Linked DNA regions of Mus musculus: region 1 is linked to region 2. A link is a loop called in an ENCODE intact Hi-C map of the cell type or tissue named here. Cell type or tissue: left cerebral cortex. All regions are shown on one strand. Each heading gives the region's core, and the rest is flanking DNA. Links, peaks and the distances in the headings are about the cores only. Region 1 has its middle 27 kb from the start of Gm33895. Region 2 has its middle 7.0 kb from the start of Gm13016.

Region 1 (4,389 bases), core at 91-4,090, 77 kb after region 2:
ATGGATATGGGTGGGTGGATGGATGGATGAGTGGATTTTTTGGCTGATGAAAATATAGACAAAAATCAGACAGATGATAAGATAGAAACATGGTTGGGTGGCAGCTTGGTAGTTTGGTGGGAGTATGGATTTATGAATGAGTGATCAAAGAAACAGATGAGTGGGTGGAGCCAGAGTGGCATTTGCATGAATGAGAAAGAGAGAGAAGGTTGGGGAAAAGTTGAGTGGTGGGCGGCCTTCAGGGTGGGTGCATTGCTAGTTTGCAGGGGAAGGAAGTTCGTATGGGTGGGTGGTGCAAATAGGGTGGGCGGATCCATACTTGCAGCTGGTGCAGTAATGGCGACACAAACGCACAGATGCTTTCCGGCTCCCAACACCTCACTCAGACTTCCTAAGTGAAATGGCCCTTCTGAACTCCTGTTTCGTCAAGTCCCATCCCCATCTCCCTTCCTCTCCGGCTCCCGTCCCCTTCCAAAGCTAGGCTATTGCATGCCAGATGGAAGCCTTCCCAGGAAGTTGGGCTCCAGTCCCTGCCTCTGCACTTAGCGCTCATAGCGAACAGATTTAATACTTAACTCCAGCGTCTCTCCGCTCCTCACCTGCCTGAGGAGGTAGAGGCAGCAATTTGCATATTTATTAAATATCTCTTAGCAGGGTACACAGCCGCATTGCTGTATCCCGCTCCTGCTGGCAGACAAGCCGCACGATCAGCGCCGCATCACCGCCCGATAAATAGCTATTAGGACCCGGGATGCTGGGAGGGGCTACAGGGGCTGTGGGAAGCAGGGACCTTGCTGGGGAAGAGGCTCCAGGGGCCCAGCAGGCAATTGTCACACACTTGCTGGGCAGCAGGAGCTGCTGTTTGTGGCCCAGGCAGAAAGGGCTGCTGGGGCATCTATTCAGTCTCTGCCTCCATGGGGGCACCCCTGGAAATCAGCTGTCCCTTCAGAAAACCCCAGGAGAAGAGGTTTCCAAGCACGCATGTTTTGTGTTTCGCTCGCTGTTCAGCATACCTGAACGCCCTCCCTGCTGTCTGCACCGAAGAGTGTCAGCTTGTGCGCATGCCCACTCCTGACCATGGCCAAAACAGAGACGCAACAGAGTGTGTTGGGCCACTTTGGTCCAAAATAAGTTACTTAGTGAGGTCCAGGCCTGGTTGCAAGTATCCAGGGCTCTGAAGAGATGCTGGGTGCCCTTCTGAGGATCAACAGGTCCCTGCAAGAAGCTAGGATGAACTAACCACCCTACACCATCCATGCTTGGAGTGAGGTACAACTCATCTTTTTGCCTCCTGCCATAAAATCCAGGCTGGGTCTTGAGGAGTGTCTTAGTTAGGGTTTTACTGCTGAGAACAGACACCATGTCCAAGGCAAGTCTTAGAAGGACATTTAATTGGGGCTGGCTTACAGGTTCAGAGGTTGAGTCCATTATCATCAAGGCAGGAAGATGGCAGCATCCAGTCAGGCATGGTCCAGGAGGAACTGAGAGTTCTACATCTTCATCTGAAGGCTGCTAGTGGAAAGCTGGCTTCCAGGCAGCTAGGATGAGGGTCTTAAAGCCCATACCCACAGTGACACACCTACTCCAACAAGCCCACGGCCACTCCAACAGGGACACACCCACTCTAACAGGGCCTCATCTACTCCAACAAAGCCACACACACTCCAAGGCCACACCTCCTAATAAGGTGCCACTTCCTGGGCCAAGCATATTCAAACCATGACAGGGAGTCAGCCTGGGCTGTGTGGGCCTCTCATCACTTCTTTCTAGCTGGGTGACTTTGGGAAAGTGCCAGAGCATCTTTGAGGCTCTCCCTTCTCCATATGTTCAATATAGGTGACAGCCTTACCCTGCCAGGCTTCTCTGAGGAGTTTGGTACAAAGAGGGTTTCCTGGGACTCAGCCCTAAGTCTAGCCCCAGTCCAGGCATCCAGGAAATGTTTGCTATTGTTAATGACTCATGGAAAGTTCTAGGTACAAAGTCAGGCTGGTTTAACTCACTATGGTCAACTGGTCTGAAAGTATGAAATGGAAAATTCCAGTGTTCAGGAATTTATAGTAAGGTTTAAATCCAATGCCACTCTTAATGGCATATTGTAGTTTTGCTGACCTCTCTCCTGCCTGGGGATGTGGGTCGTCGTCCCGTCTGTTATGACCATGCTGGATGCATTGCTCATCCACTGGTCGCCGAGAAGCCATTTTGTTTTCTAGATCAACTATCTCAGAATTCCATGCTAAGTTCAAAGGATACGTGTTTTATTAAGTAATGGCTCCAACTGCAAATAGGGGACAGAAAGGTGACGCTGGGACCTAACACACAAAGGGTCAAGTTAATTCTGGTTCACACTGCAGCTCAATAAGAATAAACAGTATAAATGAAGCCCACCACTACCCACAGTTTGTCCTCTCATTGGGGATCTTGGACCAAGTCCATCCTGGATAACGGGGACGCTGCATTTTGTAGACTGGCTTTGCACAGGGTGTGAGCCCTCATGGCTCTTCAGGGTAGGCAATAACAACAGAGAATAAGGAGAGAAGCACACATCATTACATGGGATTGGTCTCTTCATCCAGGGAGACTTAAAAGGGGCCGATCTGGACTGGGGTGGGCCAGCAGGGAGATCCGTAGAAGCTCCTAAGCTCTCTGGGAAGTTCTCATAAACATAAGGTCCACTGCTTGTAGGGCTGCTGCAGACAGCAAAAAAAAAATCTCTGGTCATAAAGTAGTCCTCATAAAACAAAGATGAAAAGGAAAAAAAAGCGCAATAAATGCAGCAATGTCCTTTAGGGAAGGAGCAGAGAAAGGCTAAGCTTCGAAGCCACCCCCGCAGGCTGGGTAAACCCAGGTCCAAGCCAGGGAAGCAAGTGTGTAGCCAGCATGAGGGGTGCACCGCCAGAAACGGTTGCTGGTACTGTGGCTTGGATGGAGGTTGCTGTGGGGATCCCAGTGTCTCCAAACACTTTCCCGAGTGTTCCTTTGTCATGTGTAATTGGAGATGGCCTGTCCCATCTCTCCTGGAAGGATGAGAGAAGACCACTGTGCAGTGTGAGGTCTGGACTTGCTGAGGGTGGGAGTGGGGTGTGGGCAGGGTGGGATGCTTATGGCCAGGGTCACAAGGGTTGTAAGCATCCCAGGACTGAGGAATTGGTAGGTCCTGATGGATGAGAACAGCTTGTAGCTGGGTATAGCCTAAGCCTCTTAGGCCCATCTTGAGAATGAAGCCTTGGACGCCGGTGCTTTCTGTCCCTTGAGGTCCCTGCTCCTGGCTGATCCTTGTATTTGGCTTTGTCTGCTGGGCCCCAGCTTCTCCACCCTGAGGAAGCATCATGTTCCTGTTTCCCTCAGGCTTCAGGGTTCAAAGGGCAGTGCCATCTCTGCTGACAGAAGCCGACTCTGCCTCTTCATGTATAAGAGCTGGTGCTTCTTTGGTCTCTTGCTACCCAAATCCCATCTTAACCTCAGTAGATCCCTTAGGTGCCCAGCCCAAAGCCCCAAGGACAACTCCTTTGATTTATTCATTTATTATATGTAAGTACACGGTAGCTGTCTTCAGGCACCCCCAGAAGAAGGCATCAGATCCCATTACAGATGGTTGTGAGCCACCATGTGTGGTTGCTGGGTTTTGAACTCAGGACCACTGAAAAAGCAGTCAGTGCTCTTAACTGCTGAGCCATCTCTCCAGACCTCCAGGAGAATTCTGTAAGAACCACCCTGACCCCTTCCCAGCATGCACCTCTCTTATCTCTCATCTATCTAATCCCTGATCAGAGCCAAAGGACCATGCTGACCCATCTTCTTATGGCGAGTGAATATAGGATGCGTAGCTTCCTGAGGGTCATGGAGCCTCCTAGGCTTAGAGAAGCTAGCCTGCTCCTAAGCATGATCTCTTTCACAGTCAGATCCCAGACACATCTGGCAGACGTAAAACCCTGTGCTCTCAAAGGCTTGACCCCACACCTTGTATAGAAAAAGTGAGGGATGGGAGCAAAGCTTGTAGAGACCAGTCTTACCATCTGAAAAATGGGATCTTACTATCACCCCATGGGGCTGCCTTGAGTTAACGCAAACATTTCCATAACACCCAACACACTGCAAGTTGGAGTTGTTCTGTCAACCATTGTGCGGTAATGGGTGGTGACGTTGTCCCCAAAGAGGTACTTTTCACAGTGGGAATAGGAATGACCACGTCACACTAAATGACACCCCCAATGTCTCTGTTGTCCTCACCATGATCTGAATCGTAAACCTCACCATTCTTCCCATGTTCTCCCAGAGCAGTGGAGAGGTTCCCCCAAGTAGAGTCAGCATCTGTCCACATCTGGATGGGACTCTATTGTTGGGTGACTATGGAGCAACCATACTTGTTTTCTGAGGCTCTGTGACATCATC
Region 2 (4,389 bases), core at 175-4,174:
TCTGTTTCGTTATGCGTCTGCAAAGGGACACAACGTGTAGTGGATAAAGCAAGCCAATGCTGGATTCTGAGGGTCTGGGTATACACCCGTGCTCCCCACTAGCCAGGTGCATGATTTGAGCAGATAAACTTCTTTGTTCCTCAAGTTCCCAACCTACAGAAGGAGGAGTTATCAGGGGATGCTATACCACAGCACTAGCTGGTTCATTCCCCCACCCAACCCTGAGAGCAATGCCCAGTGCACACACACAGTACCTGTGTACCTGGCATTGGTGCGTATCTTAGTTTGTTTCTATTGCTGGGATAAACACCATGACCGAAAGCAATTAGGAAGGAGAGGGTTTATTCTAGCTTATCATAGAGGGGGGAACCTGAGAACAGAATCCGAAGCAGAGGCCACGGAGGGAATACTGCTCGCTGGCTTGCTCCCCATGGCTTGTTCAGCCTGTTTGCACTTAGAACCCAGGATACCAGCCCAGGGTGGCACTGGGCACTATGGGCTGGACCCTCCCACTTCAGTCATGAACCATGACAATCCTCCCATGACAGACTTTGCTACGAGCCAATCTGATGGAGGTGTTTCTTAGTTAAGGTTCCTTTCCCTAGATGACTCTAGCCGATGTCAAATTGACAAAAAAAAAAAAAAAAAAAAAAACCCTAACCAAGCCAGGCTGATGTTTGGTAGGTCTTTGTTCTCAGCTGCCATCTGTACTTAATTGGAATTGACCCAGAGAAGATGCAATGCTAGGAGAAACTGTCCCGACGTTCGAGCAACTGCCACATATTGCCACCAGGCAGGTTATCCTGGGACAGACAGGGTGACTAAAGAGGTGTTTTATGTTATTTGAAATGATTGTGAAAGGTTTTGTTTCCCTGATTTCTTTCTCCGTTCATATGTCACTTGTATATAGGAGGGCTGTGGATTTTTGTGAGTTGATTTTGTATCCAGCTTCTTTGCTGAAGGTGGATGTCAGCTGTCGGAGTTCGCTGGTGGGAATCTTAGGGTGGCTTATGTTTGCTATCGTATCATTTGCAGACAAAGCTACTTAAGAGTTCCCTCTTTCCTATCTGGATCCCCTTGGTCTCCCTCAGGGGACTTATTGCTCTAGCTAAGACTTCAAGCGCTATCTTGAATAGGCAGGGAGACAGTGGGCAGCCTTGTCTTGTTCCTGATTTCAGTGGAATTGCTTTGACTTTCTCTCCATTTAATTTGATGTCGGCTATAGGATGGCCATAAACTGCCTTTAGTGTGTTGAGCTATGTGCCTTGTATCCCTACTCTTTCCAGGATTTTTATCCTGGAGAGGTGCAGAAAAATATAAACACCAAGTAAGCCGAAAAACTTTCAACTCCCAATCTGTCCTGCCTGCAAGACATGCTAGGGCGATGACAGCACCGAGCTGTGGGAATAGCCAACTGAAGTCTGATTTGACTGCAAGAGATAGAAGCCATACCCAACTCTGACTGGGCAGCCAAGAGCCAGAGGCTGGATAGCCCAGAGACGTAAGATAAATCCAAACACTACTGCTCTAAAAAGTGTATCGATAAAATGGCTCCTAATAATATTCTGCTATACTCGTAGATTGTTGCCATGCCTGATTATCACCAGAGACACTTCCTCCTGAAGCATATGGGACCAGATGCAGGGACCCACAGCCAGACATCACACACACACACACACACACACACACACAGTCCTTGGAACACACAGCTCTGAATGGGATGTCTCCATCAAACCCCTCCCCTCAGGGCTCAGGGAACCTCATGGAAGAGGAGCCAGAAAGAGTGTAAGAGCTGGGGGGACGGAGGATACCAGGAGACCAAGGCCTCTACATCAACTGAGCAGGGCTCCCTTGAACTCACAGAGAGCGAACCATCAAGCACGGGGGGTGGGGGTGGAGGGGTGGGGGGTGGGCACGGGGCCACGCCAGGTCCTCTGTGTATATATTAGAGCTTCCAGCTTAATATTTTTATGGGACTCCTGAGCGTGTGAACACCTGGGTGGGGCTTTGACTCTTATGCCTGCTTTTGAGATTCTCTTCCTTCTGCTTGGTTCAGCCTTGATGTGATGGGTTTTGGTTTATTTTACTATATTTTTTATTTCGTCAAAAATAAAGAGGGTCTGTACCAGGGACAGACTGTCCCTGCTCCTCTATTACATGGCATGGGATCTAGGGCACCCCCAAGCCCAAATTGCTTATCCCCCCCCAAAAAAACTAAAGGTCCAAGGACTGAGCTCAAAGAGTCCATTATCCCCAAGTCTGGATTGCCATGTCTTAATTACTTACAGGAGCCAGAGAGGGGACCTGGACTCCCTCACCCATTATGCGCACCTGAGGTGGGAGAGAGACAGCGGTGTCCACCTCTCTGCAGGGGGGGGGACACCCATTCTCACCCACAAAGCAGTCACATTTGCCTTCCTAAGACTGTCGGGTCTTTTCAGGCTGAGGGTCCCTGGTGGTCTGCTGGGCGTGGGAACCGTAGACTGTAGGGGCCAGCAGATGGCAGCCTCTGTCCTGTGTCTACCCCTGGGGTGAAGTTTTCCAGCTGGAAGCCTCCCTTGCATCTCTAGTCAGAAGGTATAGAATTCCTGACAGCAGAATGCCCTTCCCCCAGCGTACCTGGTTTGCTCGCTTTGCCATGGCAGCTGTCAGAGACTGTGCCTCTGACGCAGATGTCTCCCAGAGTTTTTGTCTGGCCCGTGTCACCGACTGGTTCTCCTTACCCCAGCCTTCAGAAGGTATGTGCTGCAGAGTCTGGGGAGTAGCCCAATTCATCCCTGCTACCTCCCACAGGACACTCTGAGCTACTCCCATGCACGTGGCAGAGGTCCCAGGACACAACTGAGCACCTACTGTGTGCTACACAAGCACCTACTATGTGCTGCCTATCCTTTCTTCCATGGTGTGGTACAGATAGTGATAATAGGAAGGAAGTTGATGAACAGTTTCCAGAATTCCTTCCTTCCTTCCTTCCTTTCTCTCTCTCTCTCTCTCTCTCTCTCTCTCTCTCTCTCTCTCTCTCTCTCTCTGTGTGTGTGTGTGTGTGTGTGTGTGTGAGAGAGAGAGAGAGAGAGAGAGAGAGAGAGAGAGAGAGAGATAGGGTGTGTGATAGGTCAACCTTGGGTGTCATTCGGAGCTGTTCACCTTGTTTTTTGAGGCAAGATCTCTCACTGACCTTACGCTCAATGATTTAACCAGGCTGGCTGGCCAGGGAGCCCCAGAATCGACCTGCCTCTGCTTCCCCAGTGCTGGGATTGAGGGTGCAGGAAATGTGGGTTCTGGGGATTGAACTTGGACCCTCATGTGGGCACTTGATGGCAGGGCAGCATCAGAGGCAGGCAGAGCAACTGGGCGCTGTGGGGAGAGGCTCCATGCACCCAGGAGTCAGCCACACCGGGGTCTGAGCTATACATGAACTGCAGTTGTAGGACCTTGAACAAGGACTGTCTTCGGTTTCCCCATTCAGTAGAGTTGGACCAGGGTGCTCTCTGAGGCTCCTCCAGCATCTTGGCATCCGTGAACACACCTTTTCCCGGGACTAAGGCTTAACACAGCCCTCGTACGGGTGGGCTGGTTTAGGTGCAAACAGAGTGGGTTGTGTGTGGTGGGTGTCTTAGTGGCGCATCTGCTGCCAATATATTGGCAGTGCTGCCACCACAGGTCCCAATTTCAAAATGCCAGTGCTTGGGTGACAAGCCTCTCTTTTTGGGAGGAAGGCGAGTTCTGAGGTAAGGTGGAACTTATGTGTGTTTCCTCAGACCAAAGCCACCCTCTGAAAATCGCTGCTCAGGGCTGGGGAAACAGCGCCTTCTCCTCAGCAAAGAGGAGTCAAGAGGAGCATTGGAGAAGCGCTCTCCAGGAGACCTGGATTTGAATCCTGAAACTGGGTGGCTCTGGGGACACGCTCTGATTTTTCTCCGGGCGCCACCTCTCTCACTTGTCTGGGCTTCCCACGCACAGGCTGTTAAAGTGTTTTCTGGAAGAGGTGGGCTCTCGCCCAGCACTGGCTGTGCCAAGTGGGTAGGTTCTGAGGAGAGCCCGAAGGCTGGCACTGGGGAAAATGTCACCAAATCTAGCTCCTCCGAGGAGCCCAGCTCAGCAGCAGCCTTGGGTCCTTAGCAGTCCTGAACAGCAGCAGTGGCTGTATTAACAACTCCAACTGAGCATGCGCCGGATGCGCCTGATGCCTTGATGTGCCAGAGGGTCACCCTAACCCTCTGCCCTCAAGCTCTCTGCCTTTATGGACTTCACCTGAACACTGAGGGTTGCCTGTCGGACCATCAGCCCCGAAGACCTCACCAGTGGGCAACTGTCTCAGAACTGCTGGGTGGCAAAGCTTCAAGGATGCTGCCAGACAGCGGCTTGTGCTGTGCATGTGCTCAGATCCTC

Evidence for each region. A loop is a pair of places that touch in the nucleus more often than their neighbours do. Peaks named below come from ENCODE experiments on the same cell type or tissue, not always from the same donor. Only the 100,000 strongest peaks of a DNase experiment are listed, where the experiment ranks them.
Region 1: it touches region 2 in a loop (1.9-fold over the local background); 2 of 42 quality-filtered maps call a loop at or near these places.

Annotation. Positions count from the first base shown.
Region 1 is chr4:140,294,238-140,298,626 of GRCm38, reverse strand. No RefSeq gene overlaps it. Among named protein-coding and RNA genes, the nearest start is that of Gm33895, 27 kb to the left of the region's middle. In left cerebral cortex, for the core only: no CTCF peak of the experiment used is centred there; DNase peaks (open chromatin) are centred at 379 and 1,778.
Region 2 is chr4:140,371,242-140,375,630 of GRCm38, reverse strand. No RefSeq gene overlaps it. Among named protein-coding and RNA genes, the nearest start is that of Gm13016, 7.0 kb to the left of the region's middle. In left cerebral cortex, for the core only: a CTCF peak has its summit at 2,486 (motif pointing right); DNase peaks (open chromatin) are centred at 2,625, 3,613 and 3,986; H3K27ac peaks cover 697 bases.